2 separate regions of the Homo sapiens genome follow, and region 1 is linked to region 2. Evidence: chromatin loops called from intact Hi-C (ENCODE). Cell type or tissue: dorsolateral prefrontal cortex. All regions are shown on one strand. Links, peaks and the distances in the headings refer to the core of each region. The heading gives the core; the rest is flanking DNA. Region 1 has its middle 20 kb from the start of MOBP. Region 2 overlaps MOBP (myelin associated oligodendrocyte basic protein).

Evidence for each region. Hi-C counts contacts between places; a loop is a spot of excess contacts. Peaks named below come from ENCODE experiments on the same cell type or tissue, not always from the same donor. Only the 100,000 strongest peaks of a DNase experiment are listed, where the experiment ranks them.
Region 1: it touches region 2 in a loop (11-fold over the local background); 72 of 110 quality-filtered maps call a loop at or near these places.

Annotation. Positions count from the first base shown.
Region 1 is chr3:39,440,910-39,453,463 of GRCh38, reverse strand. No RefSeq gene overlaps it. Among named protein-coding and RNA genes, the nearest start is that of MOBP, 20 kb to the left of the region's middle. RefSeq lists a silencer at 5,330-5,499. In dorsolateral prefrontal cortex, for the core only: CTCF peaks have their summits at 5,201 and 5,412 (motif pointing left); a DNase peak (open chromatin) is centred at 5,433; H3K4me3 peaks cover 1,281 bases; H3K27ac peaks cover 4,303 bases.
Region 2 is chr3:39,492,537-39,505,090 of GRCh38, reverse strand. It overlaps MOBP (myelin associated oligodendrocyte basic protein), which reads right to left. Exons shown (of 4, transcript NM_001393704.1): 3 at 2,816-3,025; 4 at 2,064-2,556. The coding sequence starts at 3,021. The coding sequence ends at 2,211. Among named protein-coding and RNA genes, the nearest start is that of MOBP, 31 kb to the right of the region's middle. In dorsolateral prefrontal cortex, for the core only: CTCF peaks have their summits at 6,113 and 6,316 (motif pointing right); a DNase peak (open chromatin) is centred at 6,320; H3K4me3 peaks cover 3,763 bases; H3K27ac peaks cover 8,000 bases.

The sequences.
Region 1 (12,554 bases), core at 1,857-9,856, 52 kb after region 2:
AGAGCCCATTAATAATGATAAATCTCCCAAATTTTTGGGCTATGAGCACAAGTGTCTGCCCTAAGAAAAAGGGCAAACAGGAAGTAAAATCGTCCTTGCACAGTCTTGCAGTCACCTGGTTGACTCAGAAAATTCTGTTTCTGGAGGTAAATATAGGTTAATAGTTTACCCAAGCAAGGAGAAATGACTATGTTTTCTGGAGAGAGGTAACAGTCTCCAAGTTATCAAGTTATTTCTTCAAACAACTTTTTAAATGAAATCCCTACCCATATTCAAAGACTATAAAGCATGTGAATAGACAATATAAATGGGAAGTTGCAGGAAAAAATGTACACCAGAAACAAAAACATAAAGGATCCTAATAATGGAATTATCTAACACAGATTTCAAAGTAGCTATGCTTATTATGAACAAGGAGATGAAAGACAAAACTGAAAACTTTGGCTGTGACCTGAAAACTATAAAAACTTCCTGGCAAATTGGACAAAAAAAAAAAACACAATAAAAATTTTAAAACTCAGAAGTTTTAAAATGCAAATTACCAACTAAACGGATTAGTATAAAATCAGATTAGACACAGCTGAATAGGGAATTAGTGAATCAAAAAGCTAGTTGAGGCAGGGTGTGGTAGCTCATGCCTGTAATCCCAGAACTTTGGGAGGCTGAGGCAAGAGGATTGCTTGAGCCCAAGAGTTTAAGACCAGACTGGCAACATGGCAAAGCCACATCTCTACAAAAAAATACAAAAAATTAGCCTGGCGTGGTGGCACATGCCTATAGTCCCAGCTACTGAGGAGGCTGAGAGGTAGGAGGATCACCTGGGCCCAGGTGGTTGAGGCTGCAGTGAGCCAAGATCTCCAGCCTAGGTAACTCCAACCTAGCAACTCACTGCTCTCCAGCCTAGGCAACAAAGTGAGACCCTGTCTCAAAAGAAAAAAAAAAGAAAAGAAAAAGCTAGTTTAAATAAAATATCCAGAATGCAGCACAGAGGGAAAAAAGAATGAAACACACAAAAGAAAAACTAAAGAAAATAGTAAGGAAGTCCAGCATGTAGTTAACCGGAATCCCAGAGGGATAGGAGAAAGAATAGAGGAGACAATCAACGCTTGAAAAAATGCTGGATAAAAATTGTATCTCAAAATATTGGAAGACATCAATTCAAAGTCTAAAGATGTGGTAAGACCCTCAGCATGATAAATAAAAAGAAATTCACACATCGACACACTTATAAAAATTTTTTAGGAAAAAAAATACATGAAGAGAAGCAGCCAAAGGAAAAAAGACAGATTATCTTCAAGGAAGAAATAATTAGGATAAAAGCTGCTGAATAATGCCTTCTAAAACAAACCCCCCAAATGTTCTCCAGAGGACTAACAAGACTGAGAATCAACACAACATACCAACCAACCCAGCACTTTGGGAGGCTAAGGCGGGTGGATCACTAGAGGCCAAAAGTTCAAGACCAGCCTGGCCAACATGGAGAAACCCTGTCTCTAAAAAAAATAAAATAAAAAGTCCAAGATGCAATCCAAAATTACTTGCCATATAAAGAAATAGAAAAATATGACCAAGTTTCAAATGAAAACACAATTGAAAGACACTTTACGAATGAAGATTAATATAGGTGGCAAATACAAAAAAGATGCTCAACATCATTAATAATTAGGGGCATATAATTATGTCTACAATGATGTTGCATTATTAACCCATTAAATGGGTTTTTGAAAATTTCTGACAATACCAAATGCAGGTGAGGTTGCAGAGCAACCTGTCACCAAGGCTGGAATGCAGTGGCACAGTCTCGGCTCACTGCAACCTCTGCCTCCCAGGTTCAAGTGATTCTCCTGCCTCAGCCTCCTGAGTAGCTGGGACTACAGGTGTGCACCACCACACCCGGCTAATTTTTGTGTTTTTAGTAGAGAGGAGGTTTCACCACGTTGGCCAAACTGGTCTCGAATGCCTGGCCCAAAGTGATCCGCCCACCTCAGCCTCCCAAAGTACTGGGATTACAGGTGTGAGCCACCACACCTGGCCCAGAACTCTTAAACATTGTTAGTGGGGTTGGAAAATAGGACAGCCACTTTGGAAGACAATTTGGCAGTTTCTCAAAAAGTTAAACTAGGTGTACTTACTATATGACTCAGAAATCCCACTGCTTAACTACCCTAAAGAAATAAACTCAACTGATACACAAATGTTTATTATCACCTCATTTATAATTACCAAATACTGAAACTAGGACTGGAAACTCAATGTCTTTCAACTAGTGAGAGAATAAACAAACTCTGGTACGTTCATTCAATGGAATACTACTCAACAGTAAGGAGGAAGAAACTATTGGAACTTTCAACAACAGGAATTAATTTCAAATGCATTATGTTAACTGAAAGAAGCCAGACACAAAAGTCTGCATTGTGCATCATTCCATTTATATGACATTCTGGAAAAGGCAAAACTAAAGTGATGGAGAAATATTGGCAGTTGCCAGGGGCAGGGGTAGGAGGAGGTTGGGGAAGGCTATAAAAGAGCACGGGAGAATTCTTTGGGTGATGGAACTATTGTGTATGTTGATCATGGTGGTGGTAATGACCTGTATGTGTTGTCAAAACTCATAGAACTAGGCTGGGCATGGTGGCTTATGCTTGTGATCCCAGCACTTTGGGAGGCCAAGGTAGGAGCCCAGGAGTCACTTGAGCCCAGGAGTTTGAGACCAGCCTGGGCAACATAGTGAGACCCCCATGTCTACAAAAAATAAATAAAAATTAGCTGAGCATAGTGGTGTGTGTTGGTGGTCCCAGCTACTCAGGAGGCAAAGGTGAGAGGATTTCCTGAGCCCAGGACGTCAAGGTTGCTCTGAGCTATGATTAAACCACTGCACTCCAGCCCAGACAGTAGAGTGAGATCTGTCTTAAAATACTCATGCCTGTAATCCAAGCATTTGGGGAGGCCAAGGCAGGAGGATCACTTGAGCCTGGGCAACATGGTGAAACCTTGTCTCTACAAAAAAATACAAAAATTAGCTGGGTGTGATGGTGCACACCTGTAGTCCCAGCTACTTGGAAGGCTGAAGTGGGAGGGTCACTTGAGCCAGGGAGGTTGAAGCTGCAGTAAGCCATGATCACGTCACTGCACTCTATCCTGGATGACAGAGTGGGACTGTGTCTCAAAAACAATTTTAAATATTTTTTAAAAAAATTAAAAACTTACAGAAGTAAACAAAAAAAGGTGAAATTTTACTGTAAATAAATCATATCTCAATTTTAAATTTTTAAATTAAAGATTAATTCTAAAACAGTGGATAAAGAAAAACAGGCAAGACAAATAGAACATAGTGAGATGAACAAAATATATTCTCACCATCCATTCAGGCTGCCATAATAAAGCATCGCAGAGTGGATGGCTTACAAACAACAGGAATTCATTTCTCACAGTTATGGATGCTGGAAGTCGGAGATAAGGATGCCCGCATGGCCCCAGGTTCTGATGAGGGCCTTCTTCTGGCTTACAGACTGCTGACTGTTTTTTATGCCTCATATACCAGAAAGAGAGCAAGAGAGCTTCCTGGTGTTCCTTTTATCAGGGCACTAATCCCATTCATGAAGTCTTCTCCCTTATGACCTAATCACCTCTCAAAGGCCCCACCTCCTAATACTGTCATGCTGGGGTAAGGATATCCACATATGAATTGGTGGGAGTCGGGGAACACAAATATTCAGTCCATTGCATCAATCAGTAATTACACTATCTTAAATGAAGTAAATGTTTCAATTGAGGCAAAAATTTCAAATTGGAAATAACATTCAATGACACACGTCTTCTCCTCCTGTTCTTCATTCTGACTCTTCAGCTACTTGCAGAGAGAAGGTGGGACTGTGAGAACCTCAGAGCAGGACTGCTAGAGGCCAGGCGCAGTGGCTCAAGCCTGTAATCCCAACACCTTGGGAGGCGGAGGAGGATGGATCACTTGAAGTCAGGAGTTCAAGACCAGCCTGGGCAACATAGTAAAACCTCATCTCTACAAAAAATACAAAAATTAGGCCAGGCGCGGTGGCTCACACCTGTAATCCCAGCACTTTGGGAGGCCAAGGGGGTGGATCACCTGAGGTCAGGAGTTCGAGACCAGCCTGGCCAACATAGTAAAACCCCATCTCTACTAAAAATACAGAAATTTGCTGGGTGTGGTGGCATGTGCCTATAGTCCCAGCTGCTCAGGAGGCTGAGGCAGGAGAATCGCTTGGACCCAGGAGGTGGAGGTTGCAGTGAGCTGAGATCACAACACTGCACTCCAGCCTGGGCAACAGAGTGAGACTCTGCCTCAATAAATAAATAAATCAATTTAGTGTAGTCTAAATGTACAGTGTTTATAAAGTCAAGAGCAGAGTACAGTAATGTCCTGGGACTTCACACTCACTCACTGACTTACTCACAGTGACTTCCAGTGCTGCAAGCTCCATTTATGTTAAGTGCCCCATACAGGTGTACTATTTTTTATCTTTTTTATTGCATTTTTACTGCCGCTTTTTTGTTTAAATATGTTTTTATACACAAACGCCATTGTGTTTGAATTGCCTACAGTATTCGGTACAGTAACATGTTGTAAACATTTATAGTGGCTATGGTTTGGATATTTGTCCCCTCCAAGCCTCAGGTTGAAATTTGATCTCCAGTGTTGGAGGTGAAGCCTAACGAGAGGCCTTCGGGCCATGGTGTGGGGAATCCCTCATGAACGGCTTGGTGCCAGCCTCGCAGTAATAAGTGAGTTCTCACTCTATGAGTTTCCTTGAGATCTGCCTGTTAAAAAGAGCCTGCCACCTTGCCCTCCCACTCTTTTGCTGCTTCTCTATTGCCATGTGATCTCCGCCCATGAGGGCTCCCCTTCTTTTTCCGCCATGAGTGGAAGCAGTCTGAGGCCCTCACCAGCAGCAGATGCTGGCACCATGCTTCAAGCCTGCAGAACCATGAGCCAAATAAACTTCTTTTCTTCATAAATTACTGAGCCTTAGGTGTTCCTTTATTACAACACAATCAGACTAAGACAGTAACCTAGGAGCAGTAGGCTATGTCATATAGCCTAGGTGTGTAAAAGCTATGCCATCTTTATTTGTGTAAGTACACTCTGTGATGTTTGCACAATGATGAAATGGCCTCAACCACACATTTCTCAGAAAGTATTCCCATCGTTAAGTTTTATATGACTATATTCTTCAAGCACTTCATGCATTTATCTCATCTGTTCCCCCACGACACCCCTATTTGATGTTTTTATTATTCTCATTTTATAGATGTTGAAACTCAAACTCAAAGATCTTCAGTAACTTGCCCAGTCACAAAGTCAGGGGAAGAAATGTGATCTTAATTCGGGAAGCCTGACCTGTCTGTGCTCATACTCACTACGCTATACTGCCCTCTTGTGGCCAGAATGAGTCAGTAGAAACAGCTGAAAGTGATCACAGGCTGGAGGTGTCATGTATGCAACGAGTACGGGCTTGGGAGTGGGATTTTCCAAGATTTCAGTCCTCGCTGCCGCATCGCAACTGGAGACTGAGATATTAACCAAATCAGCTTCCACACTCCACCAAGGCCCACAAGCCGCTGGAGCTGGATGGCATGCTTGACAGAGGTGAGCAAACATCCCAACGGTCTGGGACAGACCCATTTTAGGTCTCTTTTCCCTGTGTCCTTTCCAGTTTATCATTTGTCCAAGATTGTCCATTTTGTGACAAAGTTTTTATTTTTATTTTTATTTATTTTTTATTTTTGAGACGGAGTCTCACTCTGTCACCCAGGCTTGAATGCAGTGGCTCAATCTTAGCTTACCGCAACCTCCAACTCCTGGGTTCAAGTGAGTCTCCTGCCTCAGCCTCCTGAGTAGCTGGGATTACAGTCACATGCCACCAGACCTGGCTAATTTTTTTGTGTATTTTTAGTAGAGAAGGGGTTTTGCCATGTTGGCCAGGCTGGTCTTGAACTCCTGACCTCAAGTGATCTGCCTGCCTTGGCCTCCCAAAGTGCTGGGATTACAGGCGTGAGCCACCGTGCCCAGCCCAAAGTATTATTTAATTGCTGCATTAAAATAAGTCAGGCTGGGTTTGGTAAGCATCCACTGTGTCCACCCCACTTGGGCCATTATCTCTTCTGGTCATGGCACGTGACACACACGTGCAGTAAAAGGAACTCTCACTTAGACATGCTTAGTGAAAGATGATCAGCAGTAATCATATCTGCTTGCTCTGCTCTTTCCAAATGCAGCAGCTTAACCAATACCTGCATTTCAAAGACAGCATTCAAGGCACTTGCTAAAATTATAGAATGTGCTGGGACATGAGGCCCAGAGACAGTCAGTTCCTACTTGTCTCGGATGCTGATAAAAGCAATCCCAGCTGCTGCTCCTGCTAACAACGTGAGTACCAACAAGATACACAGTGACAATTAACTGCAGCATGTGAAATGCAAAAAGCTGGACTGTCAGTTGCTGGGGTAGGTGGGAAATTACAGGTAAGAAAGAAGCTGAGAAATCCTCCCATCAAGAACACGGAGTACTCTGCTTTTGCTGCACTGGCTTTATCATTTTTCTACATAATGTAAATCTGCAACTACTGATTCAATTATTTGACAATGATTTTGCATTCTGCAATAAAGCTTTTGGTAGCAATGAGCTCAAATAAATGAAAATCAAGGTTAATAGAAAATTAGGTGTTAAATCCGTTTCTCCAAAAAGTTGGAGATGACTATGGAACTTGCACAAATTGTCTATAAGCTTTTACTTTCCATGTGGGAGCTGTGGTGATTCACTGATCCTCCCACCTCCCACATTCCCCAAAAGAGATAGAAATCTGCTGAGGAAGCCTCAATGTCCACTCCAAAAATAAGTAGGTATTTTAAGAAGACTGTGCCCTAAAATGACAGTTTAAAATGTGCAGCTACAGAACACGCATTTACAGATCACACCAGGAAGGTGACTTTCTATTTAATGACTGTTCTTTTAAATGAATTTTGCTCACTTTTTATTTGAAGTTTGGTACTGATCATCAGATTTTAGAAATTTTTGAACCTTTGAAAAACTACTGTGTAAATCAAACTGTGCCCCTACTCATTTTTATAAAATATTTATTTTAATTTTTGATTTGTTTTTGCTTAAAACCCATTGAAACCATTTAATCAAAATATTCAGTGAATGGAGCACCCAAAAACTTCCATTTTTGAAGCTTTCAGTACAACACAATGATCACCAAATCGAAGGAACTTGTTCATCATTTTCCCCATCTGCCCACTCGCTGCTTGCTTTCAATTCTGCATGGCTTCCCTGAGCTCCCAGTGTGTGAAACCCCAGTTGACCACAGCTTTACTGTCTCAGAAATGTACCCTTTATTGGCCTATTTCCACCCTTGTCTCACTTCCCCACTTAACTTATTTAAGGAGTAAGTTTTGAGATGTACTGCACATCAGGGTGATTATAGTCAATAATAATGTATATTTCAAAATAACTAAGAGGGTAAATTTCAAATATCTCCTCTGAAAAAATAAGTGAGATGACAGATATGTTAATTAGCTTGATTTAATTATTCCACATGGTATACCTATATCAAAACATCACAGTGTATCCCTTAAATGTATACAACTGTAATTTATTTAAAATAATATTAATTTTTTAAAAAATTGTTCTTACAGGTATCTAGGGACTATTCCAGGCCAAGCAACTTATTTTTCAATATAGAATTAAGTTGGAAAAGTTAGAAAATATTCACATGGTGATACTGTGATCAGATGAGCTATTTAAACATTTCTAAAAGACTTGTGTTTTGGCCTGGCGCAGTGGCTCACGTCTGTAGTCCCAGCACTTTGGGAGGCTGAGGAGGGAGGATCACTTGAGGTCAAGAGTTCGAGACCAGCCTGGCCAATAGGGTGGAACCCCAACTCTACTAAAAATACAAAAATTAGCACTATGTAGAATTGATATGAGAAATCCCTACCTTAATGTGGCAGATGATATTTACACACTTAAAATAGGGTTTCTCCTCTTCTGTTGCCTATATATTATATAGTACCAAGTGTCTTGAATATTTTATGTTGATGGTCAAAATTTGAAATTTTAAAAGATGACTTTTCAAAGTTATAAAAAAGGAAAGAAAAGGGTATATGTGAGCCCTTCACTCAAAGCAGTTGTATCAGGGACTTCTCTCATGTCTTATCTCCCCACTTGCTAGGACACAATACCTTATGAAATGGGGGTCATCAATTTGGTCAGCCAATCTTCTGTCTGGAATTTGCCCATTTCTGGCCCTTTATGCAGCACTCTCAACTCATCTGTCATTTATCCTTGCAGCCTAAGTAACATTCGTTTTTATCTTGGGAAGGAGTCTACTGTTTTATCATTAAGTAAGAGGTTTACACTCATTTTCTTGAAGCTTCCTTTAATCAAGTTAAGACAGTCTCTCATTTATTACTCTCTGGAGGAAATTATCTAATTTTGAGTGAAACAGGTTTTCTTTTCTTTTTCTTTTCATGGTTGAACTGTGTTTAGTGATAAACTATGAAGGAGAGTGCAGTTCCTGGCCTAACCCTCATCTCTGCTTGGGCATTAAGAATGATCGCATATTGGCCGGGCACGGTGGCTCATGCCTGTAATCCCAGCACTTTGGGAGGCCGAGGTGGGTGGATCATGAGGTCAGGAGTTTAAGACCAGCCTGGCCAATATGGTGAAACCCCGTCTCTATTCAAAATACAAAAATTACCTGGGAGTGGTGGCATGTGCCTGTAGTCTCAGCTGCTCTGGAGGCTGAGGCAGGAGAATCACTTGAACCTGGGAGGCGGAGGTTGCAGTGAGCCGAGATTACGCTACTGCACTCCAGCCTAGGCAACAGAGCAAGACTTCATCTCAAAAAAAAAAGAATGATCGCGTATTAAAAACTGTAGTGCAGCAACAGCTGACATGTTTGGAGCGCTGCTGCATGCCAGAAAATATTCTAAGGGCTCTAGATATATTAATTCATTTGATTCTCCTGACAACCCCATGATATGGCACTACTATTCTCTAATTTACACAAGGAGAAACCAAGCACAGAGAAGTTAGATCACGTCCCAAGGATCACAAGACCAAACGGCAACACCTGGATTTAAACCTGAGCTTTTTGGCTCCTGAGCCCACACTGAATCCTGTACTGCTTCTGCCACTGAAATGGGCACATCGGGACATACCTCTGGGTTTCCAGGACTGGTGGCCTTTTAAATTTCAAATCACTTTCTTCCTTCCTTTCTTATGGCAAAGGACAAAAAGCAAGTCATTGGATTATATTCATTCATTCATTCGTTTGTTTGTTTTTCCATCGGCAATCAAAAAAAGGACCATGGACTAAGTCTTATGTGAATCTCTGGGGACAAAGAGATGAATACCACAAAGTTTTTGGCCTCAAAGAGCCAGAGACAGCTCATGTGCCAGGTTAAAGGCTTTCAAAAGTGTTAGCAAAGGATGCTGTAAGAACGTAGAAGAGGGCATTTCATTCAGCAGGGAGCTGGGAGCCTGAAAATCTTCTTGGGAAAAGATTTCCAAGCTGGGTCTGAAGGAATGAGTAGGGACACAGATTCCCCATTCCAGTTCTGGCCTCTGGAGCCCTATTCAGGGGTTGATGGGAAGAGAGGAGTGGGTGCAGAGAGGACCCAGTGCCCAGGACAGAGGTGCTCACAGGATAGACCCAGTTCTCTCTCTCTCTCCCTGCCCCATTCCCTCCCTGCAGAGGGAGCCCTGGCTCCCCTGATGTCCTCAACTAGGCATCAGGATGCCCTTCAGTGAAGCGTTGCATCACAGTGCTGCTCTTGACCGCAGACCCAGGTAAGAACTATGGGCTCAGGGAACTCTTCCAGCCTCTGCAGAGCTCCAACAGATGCCTCTTCCAACAGCACTGTGAAATGGCGACCACGCCACTGTCCTCCAGCAATGAGGGAGTCTGCCCTGTTTTCCTCATCTCAGACTTCCATCACTTTCCAGTGCAGGACCAGCAATGCTCTACAGGTCACCCCCTTCTGCACACAACCCCAGGAGTCCAGGGGTGACAGGCCCACAACTTCCAATGCCAAGGGAGCAAAGGACCACATTTGGGTATTAGTGGCTTTGTTCTAACACTGGAAATTTTATGTAGCCTCTGTATGAGACATTATATTTTTTTCTTTTTCTTTTTTCGAAACAGAGTCTCACTGTGTCGCCCAGGCTGGAGTGCAGTGGTGCAATCATAGCTCATGGCAACCTTTGCCTCTCGGGTTCAAGCTATTCTTCTGCCTCAGCCTCCCTAGTAGCTGGGATTACAGGTACCCACCAACACGCCCGGCTTTTTTTTTTTTTTAGTAGAAACAGGATTTCACCTTATTGGACAGGCTGGTCTCGAACTTCTGACCTCAAGTGATCTGCCCGCCTCGACCTCCAAAGTGTTGGGTTTATAGGCCTGAGCCACCGCACCTGGCCTATGTTTTCTAAAAGAGAGATTATGAATGGAATCATTAACAAACATGATACTTTTATTAAAGGAAAATCATTCAGAGACTAAATCAATAAGAAATTGAATGTTATCCAGTCTTTCCATTTTAGTTTATTATTAGTTGTGAGAAATATTCTATTTTTAATAATAACATGGACAGATTATGCACATAGCATATAATAGATTGTATAAATGTGTAACAGTCTCTTTGATTACTAAAGGAAAAAAAATGTTATGCTTGAACATTTGGAGATTTCAAATATATTCATGCCCAATTCCAGTGATACATAGTAGAGCAAAGTCATTATAGGTGAAGCTAAAGACTTGGTCTCATGGAACCAGAGATTGGAAAAACTAAACAGTGAAAGGGAGGGCTAGCATCCAGGCATGCAAATAAGGAGCTTGTCACATCTATCAGCATCTGCAGCATCTTTGTTAATCACACAGAGTATAACTTTGCATTCTAATTACCAATCCCACTAACCTTTGTACAGATTTGAGCACTGCAGGTCCCAATCATGCTTAGGGCTGTGAGTTGTATCAGAACTTGTCCCATCATCTGTCAGCTGCTGTTGAAGGCACAGCTAGGGATAAATGAACCAGGCTGCATCAGTGTGATCCATGCCTGGAAGTGCAATGCAAAGAAGGCTTTGCCCTTCTTTTCAGAGGTGCAGGCACCAGCCTCCATCCTGTCACCATGCAGCTGAGTGACCCTGGGAGGCAGCCTTACTTCTTTGTCCATTCCCACATTGGGTTTCATCAGACCATTTGGGGAACTCTGAAGCCTGGTTACCCACGGACTATTTGGCAGAAAATAAAACTTGGAGATCATGTAACCAAATCCCTTATTTTGCAAATACAGTGAAACTCTCAGAGGCCTACTGGTTTCATAGCTAGGCATTCAATTCCTGCTTCCATTTTTCAAAGCTAGGCATTCAATTCCTGCTTCCATTTTTTCCCTGCAAAATACATTGCAAATTATAATGTCTTTTTAATAAATATTTTATGGTATTTAAGGTTTTTTTCTTGACTTGTTTAGTGTCTTGATTTCCTTTCACTTCAAACCAGTCAGGATTTGTGAAATAGAACAGAAGGCTTCTGTAATATTTGTTTTTCTAGAAGTTTGAAGATAGAAAATGCTTTAAGTAGTCAGTGCTTTAGATCTGTTCCTCTGGCTTGTGGCTTTAAAGAATTCAGATGTTGCATTTCTTTACTCTTTGTTTAACAAGTCTAACTTATTGATTATACTATCAGTATTTTCAGTTCAGCCAGATCTTGTTTTCTAGGAATATTTGAAAAAACTGTGGCTGCAAAGGGCTCTTTAGCTATAGAAAACATAATGTTTTAGCATGTATTAGTGCTTCCTTAGGCAGTCATTCAAATTATTTTGCATGCTCTGAGAATACATTAACTTGAAAATAGAGAAAGAGTTCCAGATGTTGAGTCTACAGAGTTACGCCAGGAGCAACCTAGGATTTAAATTTTTTCCACACATATTACATAGAATAAAGAATATGAGCATAATAACTGAGAGCTGGCAACACAACAATGTAAACAACTGCAATTATGATTTTTTCAAGAATATCTTTAGGACTGGGTGCAGTGGCTCACGCTTGTAATCCCAACACTTTGGGAGGCCGAGGCGAGTGGATCACCTAAGGTCAGAAGTTTGAGACCAGCCTGGCTAACATGGCGAAAACCCATCTGTACTAAAAATACAAAAATTACCCAGGCGTGGTGACACATACCTATAATCCCAGCTACTCGGGTGGCTGAGGCAGGAAAATCGCTTGAACCCGGGAGGCAGAGGTTGCAGTGAGCCGAGATTGCACCACTGCACTCCAGCGTGGGGAACAGAGTGAAACCCTGCCTCAAAAAAAAAAAAAAAAAAAAAAAAAAACAATCTTTAAAGCAAATACCTATTATATATTTTTCTTTTTATTAGAGTTATCAGCAGGTGGTATTTCATTTTTGTTGAAACTTTAAAAAAAACAGAAAAAAAAAAAAGACAAGGTCTCCGCCGGGCGCAGTGGTTCACGCCTGTAATCCCAGTACTTTGGGAAGCCGAGGTGGGTGGATCACGAGGTC
Region 2 (12,554 bases), core at 1,620-9,619:
AAGAGGGAGATGCCACGGTTTCCTCCTATCAAATATTATGAATGCTACCATGTTTAATCAGGATGCTGGAAATCGTACAATCAGTTTCTAAGATTAAATCATTCTCTGGTTTTTGAGAAGACCTATCCAAGGGAGTTATTAAGAATCCAATTAGGCCTTTGCCAAAATTATTTAACCTCTAAAAGCAATACCTCAGAAATAGCACTGTTTCAGAAAGCAAGTTGGCTTCAGAAAATCTTTTTTACCCTTTCTTCATGTGCAAGTTAGTAGCTCTGCTTAAGAGCAAATATTTCCCATCACATCAACCTGCCTCCCACTCCTTTGATTCAAAATAGTCAATCAGTATCAATAAAAGGAATAGACAATATGATGAAGAAGTGGCTCCAATATATTACCTGAAGACCTTTGGGAATCTAAGAAGGAAAAATGAATATCTCAAATAGGACTCAAGACAGTGCATAAGTGAAGTCAGGGGACATTACGAATGAAGACTTTCAGATCCTCTGTTCCCAGGTAAGGGACAATGGCTGAGGAGGTAATAACGGCCTGTGGAGGCACCTTCTGATACCCACTGAAATTAGTTAACTGAGGGAGTCAAAGCACACCAACACTAGGGTATCTCCTGAATTTAGGTGAATACACTGATCCAGGTTAGGTCCAGACAAATCTGTGGGTATGGTGAAGTTTGCTTTCATTGTCTTCTAACTCCTTTCCATGTCCTGATTGAACTCCAGCCACCCAAAGCCACCACTATAGGTGGCATGCCTTTTATACAATTAATTTCCTCTGTTTCATACATTTTCTAACTACTTCCATATATCAATACTTACCTGTCCTAGGACCCTTCTACTCAGGGTCCTTAAGAGGGACTCAGTTAATGACTAGGTAACCTGTCATACAACTTGCTATTAAAGTTTTAGTGACTAGTTACTTCCTTCACAAATTAAACTTGCCTAATCTTGTGCCTTTTTAATGCTTTCACTTTTGGTACCATAAATTTATCACTCTCCACATTTCTTTACCTCACATCACAAATAATCTGGATTATTCATTTATGGATTGTTTAGGTCAGCATTGCTCATTGTGTAGTCTGCGTACTGTCTACATAACTGTACCTTTGCGGGGTGAATGCTTACTAAAAAGGCACATACCCAGGCCTTAGTGGTGACCCAAAAATCACATTTTCTAGGGGCATCTTTAACATTCTTCCCCATTGACTCTTCTTCCTACTAAATCAGTAAACATCATGTGATACCTACACATAGTAGATGCTACACAAGTGCTGGGTATCAGAGTAGATATGAGAATCTCAAATACAATTAACACCCACTACTAACTTATAAACAGATTCAGTTCCAAATAGTAAAAGGTCTAAAAAGTTGGCATGCTGATATACCTTCAGAACAGTAAAATAAATAAATAAATAAATAAAAAATTGGCCAGGCATGTGTGTATTGGGGCAAGAATATAGAGGAAATCTCTGTACCTTCCCCTTAATTTTGCTGTGAACCTAAAACTGCTCAAAAAAAAAAAAAAATAGCCTACAGAGCCAATAACTCCCTGCTTATGGTTCTCATGGTCCCATGTACATGCATATTATGAAAACATTAGGGCACTGATCCCTACACGATGACACCTATTCTCTTATTTGGTCCTGGTAAATCTCAAACAACACGGCTTCCTCACTGCCATATTCCCTTCCCCCAGCACATCAAATGGAACTTTACAGGTATGCAATAGGATTTGTTGAGTAAGTGAATGAGTGAATGAATGAATGGTATTGCCACTGAGATTGACATCAGATGAAGTGTGTTGGGAGATGGATGGGTCCAATGGATTACCCTCTCCTTTTACTTATACGGATATTGATTAGAGTCACCATTCGTTATCTCCCTGAGGCATAGGCATTGAGGAACTCATTTATTCAATCTGTTACCATGGTCAATAATCTCAATTGATAGATTAACAACTTCCAGTCCTATTAGACAACGGAAGCAATGGCCACAGCCACCTGAAGTATGCACCAATAGCACCTAGGAGGAAACCAGAAGCCACACTAGGTATTTCAAACAGAGGGGATTTAATGGAGGGAGCTGATTACACAGGTTGGGTAATAAGGCTGAAGAGGGCCATGGAGACAGCCCGGTGTTAGTAAACACAGGAAGCAACTACTAACCTTAGGGCTGGGGAACAAAAGGGAAGAGATGGTGTTACCAGAACCTAGAAGCTTTGACGGGGGACCCCCCACGGCTGGCGCCTGGCCCTCTGAGGGGGCTGCTGCGCGGCTGTTGCTTGGACTTCTGAGGGGGACGCTGCTTGGCTGGCGGTGGTCGGACCTCTGGGCGGGGACGTGGCTGACGCTCAGACCTCGGAGGGGACCGTGGCTGACGCTCAGACCTCGGAGGGGACCGTGGCTGACGCTCAGACCTCGGAGGGGACCGTGGCTGACGCTCAGACCTCGGAGGGGACCGTGGCTTGGCTGGCGCTCTGACCACCGCGGGGGGCGCAGCTGGCTGTTGCTTGGGCCTCTGAGGGGACTTGGCACGGCGGCTGGTTCTGAGAGGGCCAAAAGAAGCTGGAGGCGGGAGCCAGGGCTCTCCTCTGCTGCTTAAGCGACGCTGGCAGGAGCTGGAAACAGGTAGGAAGGCCCTGCTCCCCCACCCACCTTCCAGTCTCCCTGGAGTGCCTTCCGGTGTCGGAGCCTAACCCGGAGCCGACTAGGGGGAAGAGTGGGGTGCGGAGCGGGAGGGGCGTGCTGGGAGCCGAGACCACGCGCTGTGCCCAACTGGTGCCGCGGGGCTGGGCGGCCGCTTACCTGGTCTTCTGGCAGGCGCAGCAGATCCAGTCCTCCTCTTTCTTCTGGTAGAAGCAGCCGCTCTTACAGATGCTGTATTTCCGATCCACTATCTCCTTCTTGGAATTGAGGAAGGTGAACGGCGGGCAGCAGTGTATGCTGAAGTGTTCGGAGTACTTCTGGTTTTTGGAGAGTCTGGGACCCTCCTTGGCCGGTTTCTGACTCATCTCACTGGAAATCGCCGATGCAAGGAGACAGGAGGAGACATAAACGCACATCAGGAAAGGGAGCCCTCTACTCTGGAAGCCCCCTGCTACTCCCATAATCCAAGGTAACATTCAGGGGGGCCCTACAGAGCAACACCCTGGAAGACCAACTTCCCCCCAACTCTGTGGAAAGGAACTCAACTAACAGTTCATTAATTTTCATTTGTGTATTTTTAAAAATCGTGTTTTTAAGGAGAAAAAGAAACATGGGCTCTTGTTTTCCTTATGTTTTAGAGACCCATGTAAGATAGGAAAACATTTAAAACCAAACATATCCTTGACTAAATAATATTCTAGAGTTAGGAAAAGCCTTTTCTCTAAAAAGCAAAATAAAAAATTTATTATTATTTATTATTAAAACAATCATCATTCATGCAATAAAATACTACACAAGGAAAAAGAACAAACTGCTGACCTGCTGACATACATCAACACATTTTGATCTCACAGACATACCATTGAACAAAAGAAGTCAGACACAAGAAAACAAGCTGTGTGTACAGGAGGTTCAAGAACAGGCAAAACTAATCGATGGTGCTAGAAATCAGAGCATAGTTATATTTGGAGAAGGTGGGTTCCGACTCAGAAGGGGCAACAGGGGAGCTTGCTGGAGACTGAAAACAGTCCTTCTAGGAATGTGACAGATGCAGAAATAGTCCTACCTAACACTGCAAAACACCGAAGCCCACAGGGGACTTACGTGACTATCAATCAACAGGAATCAACTTAGTTAATGGGCATAAACTGGATACTGAGAATGTCTCTGCTCTCAACAAACTCAGGGTCAGGTTGGAGATGCATATGTGCAGTATGTAATTACAAAACACTGTTATGTTGGCCAATACAAGTGTGTACAAAGCATGGAAAAAGGATGGATTCCTTGAAGACAGAACCTATAATCTGGGTTTTTAAGGATGAGTACAGAACAATAACTAAATAACTTTGAGGGGATATTTTAATTTTTTTGTCTGTTGGTGTGGTTGTCTTCTACTACAAATAGAAATGACAGCTGAGAAGCAGGTAGAATGCAGTTACAAATACGTTGTTTTTGCACCTCTGTTTGTGATCATCAAAATTGTGTGTCACATCTGTTATGTATGTTAAAAATATTCTTTCCCAATGTTTCACTTGATTTTATCATGCAAAAATAGTTTTATGTAATTAAGTATCTTAGATCTTATTAAAGGTTTTGTATTTTTCCCAGAAAGTTTTCCCCATTCTGTCAGCTTTTAACATACTCATGATGCCCCATTTTAAAAGAAAATCCTCTCTGGATCCTGCTCCCGTGTCTTTTTGCTTCCCTATTACCCTCCTCTTTTGTATAGGTAAAGTTCTTGAAAAGGTATTAATATTTTTTCCCTCCATCTTTACATCTTCCACTCACTCACTCATCAGTGCACCCCACTGTGGCTCCTGGCCCTTTCCTCCCAAGGAAAAATGACTCTACATAGCTCCCCACAGACCTCCATGCTGCTAAACCAATTGCCTTCATATTTGGTCTCTCTCCATCTAAAGTCTTTCCTTTCCTGTGACACCACATTCTCCTAGATCTCCTCCTCTATCTCTAGTCTCTCCTTGTCCATTTCCCTTATAGGCTCATCTGCTTTTGGCAAATCTTTCATTTTTTTAACACTAAACTTTTAATGTTAGAGTTATTTAAGGTGTAATAAATACTAAATAATAAATGAAGTTACCTTCACCCATTTAATTTAACATTTACTATACACTTTGGTTTTGCCTGGCACAGTGCTCAGTTCACATACTGGACACAAAGCTAAATCATGCTGAGTCCAGTCCTCAAGAAACTTATCCACCAGTGGGAGATACAGGCAAGTAAGTGATTAGAATGCACATAATGTGCTAATGGCCAGAAAAACTTCATTTACTGAGACCAAATAAGTACAAGTCACTGAGATGAGGAAGTGGGTAGAGCAGATAAACATCCTGCTCACAATGAGCTCACCTTGTAGGTAGAGGAATGTCCACAGACATCAGTGAGTGTCATACAAGGCCAGCATGCTCTGCAACATGAGAATGTGCTGGTGCAATGGCATGAAAAGTCCACAGAAGAGAGGGCAATATGTTGGGCTAGAGAACAAGGTGAAACTTCATGGGCAGAGGCATTTCATCTGGCCAAAGATGAGGGCTTGGGAATGACTGATACCTAAGCAGATACACAGTGAATTGCATTACCCCCGAGAGCCCTCATCCTATCTGCATTGCAGAATTGGAAGACATAATAGAGCCAGGACACAGGCAATGAGGCAGGTGAAGTGTCTAGCCCATGTGACTGGGAACACAGTCATGCCATCAGCTAATCAGAGGTCGAAGTAGATGAGAAGGAGGGAGATCATCTCATGGGTCTGAGACACAATGAGTTTAAAGAGCCAAGGACATCCATGAAGAAACAGGCATTCTAAACTCAGGACCTAAAGCTCTCATTTTGAGAGCGCTTCACCTCATGGAAGGGGGCACAACGTCGGGCACGGATGAGATACCTGTGAACTCAGCGAGGAGTCAGTCAAGGGAAGGCTTCCAGGAGGAGGCGTGGACCTGCCTTCAAGCTGCAGGAAGAAGGAGTAATGGGTATTCAGAAAGGTAGGATGAGTAGCAGTCTCCTAGGAGAGAAATTGCTGAATTTTCAAAAGGAGATGATCAGATATATTCAAAGGAGCCCTTTACCCAGACAGGTATGTATAGACCAATGAGAAGCTGCAGCTGACTTATAGGGTCAGATTCATTGCAAAGACCCTAAACGTCTGCTAAGCCCTTCCCCAAGTCCTACATAGGTCGCGAAGTTCAGCTAGAGTTTCTCCTCCCATGGGAAATAATGAAGTGAAACACTTTAGGATTAACCTTCAGGAGTAATTTCTTCAGGTGCCCAGCACATGGAGACTGTTACTCAACTCTCCACAGGCAACCCAGGCATTCCCAATTCCTCTGGCCTTCTAGGGTCACCTTTTCCCAAACGGCTCAGGCACCCGTCACAAATAACAGAAAATTTAGCTCTTACTCCAACTGTTTGAGAAATAACTAGTATGTGATAAGAAGGAGATTTGAAGCCCACTGTGACTCTGAATTCCTTCCCTAATTGAATTCTCAAATCCCACTCACTGCTCCAGCTGATGTAATGCCTGGGTCACTGTATGCCCATCTGCACCCCCGCCCAGTCATTTCTTCCCCCAGCACTTCAGGGGAAAATTGTTTCTTACTCCATGACAACTTCCCTCACTCCCTGTCTCCCCCGACCATGTCCGGCAGGGGGCAGCATCACCTCTAGTTATCCATCGATGCATGGTCCTGAAGGAAAAAGTAATTCTCTTCCCTGGAAGAACCTCGCCATTCCTAACACAACCACCTGAAAATGCATCCAACTTTCAAAATAATGTTTTCTCCCTCCTTTAGTAAAATGTTTATATTTTTGAAAAGACTGGCGGGCGGATCACGAGGTCAGGAGATTGAGACCATCCTGGCCAACATGGTGAAACCCGGTGTCTACTAAAAATACAAAAATTAGCTGAGTGTGGTGGCACGTGCCTGTAATCCCAGCTACTCGGGCAGCTGAGGCAAGAGAATCGCTGGAACCCGGGAGGCGGAGATTGCAGCGAGCTGAGGTCGCGCCACTGCACTCCAGCCTGAGAGATAGAGCAAGACTCCGTCTCCAAAAACAAAAAAATAAAAACAAAAACAACAACAACAAAAAACTGCCCTCCTAACTCTTTTCCCAGGTGGCAGAAATACAGCACTTAGTTGGGGTACCTGCTTAAGCAGTTCTATATACTGCTTCCCCAACTATCGGCCCCATGCCACCCTCCAATTTAAAAACGCTAAGCCTCACATGCTAAATCAGAGTCATCGTTTTATAACACACCAGGATTGCTAGTAAATTCCTTGGAAATACAGGCTGTTAAATTAAGTTTAGCCTAAAGCCACATCCTTACATATTTTAAGTTCCACCTAACGGTTTATTTGTACATAGTAAACCGTAACCTAACCGGATGGGTACATTGTAACCCAGTCTTATACCAATCACAGAGTTTTAGTCAATCACAGACAGCCAACAGTGTTCAAATAGGCAAATTCCAGCTGTAAGCAGTCCAGCTGTTTCTGTACCTCACTTTTGGTTTCTATTTGTCACTTTCCTTTCTCTGTCCATCGATGTTTTCTGACCGTGTGGTGGCCCTGGAGTCCCTCTGAAACTAATCTGGTTCTGGGGACTGTCTGATCTGTGAATTGTTCTTTGCTGAATTAAACTCTGTTAAATTGAATTTGTTTTATTAAAGTTTTTCCTTTAATAAAGCAAATAACTAACAGCGAAGAAGTAACAGTTTACTGAGCACCATTGTGTATAGTTGTTTTGCATACTTTATCTCATTTTTTAATGTGGCATTATTAACAAACTAAAGATGGAAAATCTACAGAACATGACTAAGTCCATAAGCCAGTAAGAGGCAGCAAGGGATTTGAATCCACATCTGTGTGACTCCAGCATCCCAAGCACTTTAGACAGGTCCAACACTGTTTTGTGCTTCCTATAGACTCAACCCTCCTCCCAAGGAATAGGAGTCCAGGTGCTGGGCCCAGACTAGACTTCAGAGGACTAGAGATGGACCCAGGGGTGGGATAAGTCTCAAAGATCCATGAGTCTATGTCCTAGGGTGACAAAGACTGAAAGTTGGGGAAACAAATCACTCCAGAAGAGAAAGATAGAGAATGGAGTTTGGAGACTTCACAACAACAGAAACCAGGACTTCTCTGCCAGCGCCAGAAGGGTCCCTGTCCGGGACTGATAGTAAACTTGGGATGGGCCCTGAGGGAAGTGTGACCTACAGGCACTTCTGCAGCTCCTCCCCTCCAGTGAATTAGTGGATTAAAAAAATCTATATTCACTGCTGAAAGTTAGAAAACTCAGATGGATGAAAATAATATGCCCAGTGCGGTGGCTCATGCCTGTAATCCCAGCTCTTTGGGAGGCCGAGGCAGACAGATTACTTGAGGTCAGGAGTTCGAGACCAGGCTGGTCAACATGGTGAAACCCCATCTCTACTAAAAGTATAAAAATTAGCCAGGCCGGGCGAGGTGGCTAACGCCTGTAATCCCAACACTTTGGGAGACTGAGGCAGGCGAATCACCCAAGGTTGGGAGTTCGAGACCAGCAGGACCAACATGGAGAAACCCCATCTCTACTTTTTATACAAAATTAGTTGGGCATGGTGGTGCATTCCTGTAATCCCAACTACTTGAGAGGCTGAGGCAGGAGAATCGCTTGAACCCGGGAGGCAGAGGTTGTGGTGAGCCGAGATTGCACTATTGCAATCCAGCCTGGGCAACAAGAGCGAAACTCCGTCTCAAAAAAAAGAAAAAAAAAAATTAGCCGGGCGTGGTGGTGGGAGCCTGTAATCCCAGCTACTCAGGAGGCTGAGCCAGGAGAGCTGATTGAACCCAGGAGGCAGAGTTTGCAGTGAGCCAACATCACTGCACTCCAGCCTGGGCAACACAGCGAGACTCTGTCTCAAAAAAAAAAGAAAAGGAAGCCAGGCGTGGTGGCTCACGCCTGTAATCCCAGCACTTTGGGAGGCCAAGGTGGGCGGATCATGAGGTTAGGAGATCAAGACCATCCTGGCTAACACGGTGAAACCCCGTCTCTACTGAAAATACAAAAAAATTAGCTGGGTGTGGTGGCGGGCACCTGTAGTCCCAGCTACTCAGGAGGCTGAGGCAGGAGAATGGCGTGAACCTGGGAGGCAGAGCTTGCACTGAGCCGAGATCGGGCCACTGCACTCCAGCCTGGGCGACAGAGCAAGATCCGTCTCAAAAAACAAAAAAAAAAAGAAAAAAAAGAAAAAGAAAATAATACAAATTCATAAATTCTTACCCCATGGTTAGCCACTTGTAAAATATGTTAACTTTTTTCTTTGAAAATATTTACCTGTAAATATACAGTTAATAAAAAGTAGGACCACACCTTACATATTTTTCAAATTTATATTATTGAAAAAATCATTCACTTTTCAAGTTCATGTTGTCTGTAGTGTTCTCTTACCGTTTTTAAAATTTGTAATAAATCTGTAATTATAATCTTCTCTATAGTTTATATTCTATATTTGTATCTTCTCTCATTTTTTTTGAGTACTTTTGTCAGAAGCTATCTACTTCATTTTTTTTCAAAAGTAAGGAAGTGGTTTTCTTGTCTTTGTTCTTTTTTCCCCCAGTTTATTCATTTCTGTATGCACTTATAATTTCTTTTTTTCCTCTTTCTTTTCTTTTTTTTTTTTTTTTTGACAAGGTCTCACTCTGTAGCCCATTCTAGAGTACAGTGGTGCAATCACAGTTCACTGCAGCCTCAACCACCTGGGCTCAAGCAATCCTCCTGCCTCAGCCTCTCAAGTAGCTGGGACTACAGGTGCGTGCTACTACACCCAGCTAATTTTTTTTTTCTTCTGTAGAGACAGGCTCTCCCTGGGCTCAAGTGATCCTCCCACCTCAGACTCCCAAAGTGCTGGGATTACAGGTGTGAGCCACCACGCCTGGCCTATAATTTCTTTTCTTCCATTTTCTTTATATTTGTGTTATTTTTTTTTTCCTTATTGAGTCAAATGCTTCATATATGTACATTTATGGCTATAACCTTTTCCATTGTGCAACTTCAGCTGCATGCCACAAATATTAAAATAATTTTTAATCTTCATTTTAATTATGGATGAGTTCTTCTTCAATTCATCAGTTATTACAAAATCTATTGTAAAATTTCCAAATATATGGAGATATTTTTGTTACATTGGCTTCTCATTTTAATGCAGTTAGAGAAAGCAGTCGCTATGACAGTGACTCCAACAGTTGTTCAAATTTGCTTTATGACCTTGTTCTACGTGTGCTTGCAAAGACTGTGCATTTCTGGAAACAATTTGGGATTGTCTAGTGAGGATAAAAATGTGCACAAACTGTAGTCTAGCAGTTTACTCCTGGGTACAGGAGCCATCTTGGACCACAGCTCAACTTCACAGGTGAAGCCACTTCCTGTGAGGTGGTGGAGCAAAAATACCAGAGGAGCCTGAATCCTGGAGGACTGTGGAGTTTGTTGTTTCAGGCCTGGACTCTTGAACTCTGAACACCTCTTATATGAGAGACAAACTTCCACCTTGCATAAACCACTATTATTTCAGTTACAAGTAACCAAATACATTCCTAATTGGTTAGACTCAGTTTCCTGTAATAATAACAACACGTAACTCGGGGGGCGGGGGGGGGCTTTGAAAATATGAAATGAAATAAAGTAAATAAAAAATTGTAACTAATGTAAATAACTTGCTTAATAAATTATATTTTCCTTTCACAGATGAGAATTCATTTAAATGACCTATCTAATCCTGCTGAGTTTTTTAGACACACTCTATTTATCTCACTGTGTATCTCTGATGATACTTAAGCATTAATCACATCTTTATTTACTTTAGTGGTTAAAAACAAATTATAAACACTGCATGACGTTTTCACAAAAGATACCACCTAATTGCAAGCAAAGATAACTATGAACTCTCTGGCAGGATGAGGAAAAAAAAAACAAATTTGAAACTGCAAAATATAATCTTCTCCAGGTTTCCATATAACTTAAAACTAAACAGGAGAGAAAAGTGAAGTAAGCATTCAAAGAAGGAGAAGAAAGTGAAGGGAAGGATCCAAAGAAAGGAAAACAAAAACCTCTCCACCATTTATTGAGCACCTAGTATGTTCCATATGTTTTATATCTAATATTTGTAATTCCCCAAACAACCCTCCAGATAGTTCCTACTATCCCCATTTTACAGATGAGAAAATTGGGGAAGAATTTAAGTGAAATCCCCAACATCATACAATAATAATTTTAAAATAGCAAACTCATAATGGTTAATAGGACTAGTAGACTGCCTAATAACTCAGTAACGAACCTTGATTTTGTTTGGCAGTGCTATATGCCTTGTTTAATCTATATAATTCCCCCATGTGACCACATTCTAGTCAATGAAAGGTAGGCAAAAAGTCTATGGGAAGATGACCTTTCTTCAATAATAAGGCTTTTTATTCAAGAAGGAACCCTCCTCTGGTAAGTGCATCCAGCCCAACCCAGTCATTCCTAGCCCCCAAGAGACAGGATTATTTCAAGCCTTTGGAACTTGTCCCATAGGGTTCCTTCCCCTGTCTTTTACCACTCAACAGTTGCACAGCAAATGCCTCCATTGCCTTGAGGTTCAGCTCAAAGTCAAGACACTCCTTGGGGAGCCTTTCCAGATCCTTCCCTTCCCCCAAAGAGTAATGATCATACCTCCTTCCTTTGTGTTCTGTGAATAATTCTAGGAAAGCATCTAGAACTTTAGTGCTACCCTTACTGTTTCACTGTCTCCTTAAAATTTTTGTCCTTAAGCCTGTTCAATGCCTGATACAGAACAGGTGCTCAGAAGATGTTTGATTAAAAATGAGAGAATGAACAAAGGGTGCCTTTCACAACAGCTGCAGAGCCCTTAGCCACTTATGTCCTGTCCCCAGATGCTCTCTAGCAGTCCCATGTTCCAATGGGGATTCAGGCAAAAATGTCTGTTCAGTAGAGGAAGGGACCTTTCTCACTAACCTTGAAAGTTCTAAAACTGGGCTCTTTAGGGAAAAAAAAAAAAGATTTTGTGAACACAATATATCTTTTTCTAATTCATACAAATTAATTTGCTATCTTTAATCATTACATACACATTTCATTACACGTCCTAGGGGTGGCATTAAGCTCTATGTAACCACTAGTGTCATAGTATCTATAAACACAGCTTCGCCATTCCCTAAAAAGGCTACAGGAAGAAATTAAAACCATGAGTATAAAGTGGATTTTTTGCCCTTCTTCCCACCCTTCCTCCTTTCTTTTTATCATCTTTTCTGAAAAAAGCAATCGGGATGTGGCATAATCATGTCATGAAAGCCACAGGTGGCCCTCAATTCTGGGCAGTCCTCTGGAAAGGAAAGAAAATGCAAGTGGTAAGTTGACATGCTGCAGCCCACTTGCCCCTTCATATCTGCATGGTATCACAGGAAGTCAGACATGCAAACGGGTATAGAGTTTGCAGAATGAAGGGTAGATGCAGGTCAATATTTTGAAAGCAGAATAGGTCTTCAATTCTTTCACTCGGCTCCCTCACAACCTTGAGCAAGGGTCTGTTCTTCCCTTGGTATAAAGAACTCAACATGGGAAGAACAGGAGACAAGCTTTGACCTTGACTGTGCACCCAGGACCTGAACCCTATGTGAGAATAACACACTGGCTTCAGATATCAAAACTCCAAAGGAAAATAATGATCAGTCTCCAGATCTATTATATGAATTAAGGAATGGGATGTTTAATATATACTTAAGAAAGAAATTTCAGGTTAATAAAGCAAGAAATTTCAAATTTATTCAAATCGAGATTGATTTTACCAAAAAAAGCACAACTTTTTTTTATTTCTCTGTAACTGTAGAATTGATGTGATATTACAAGC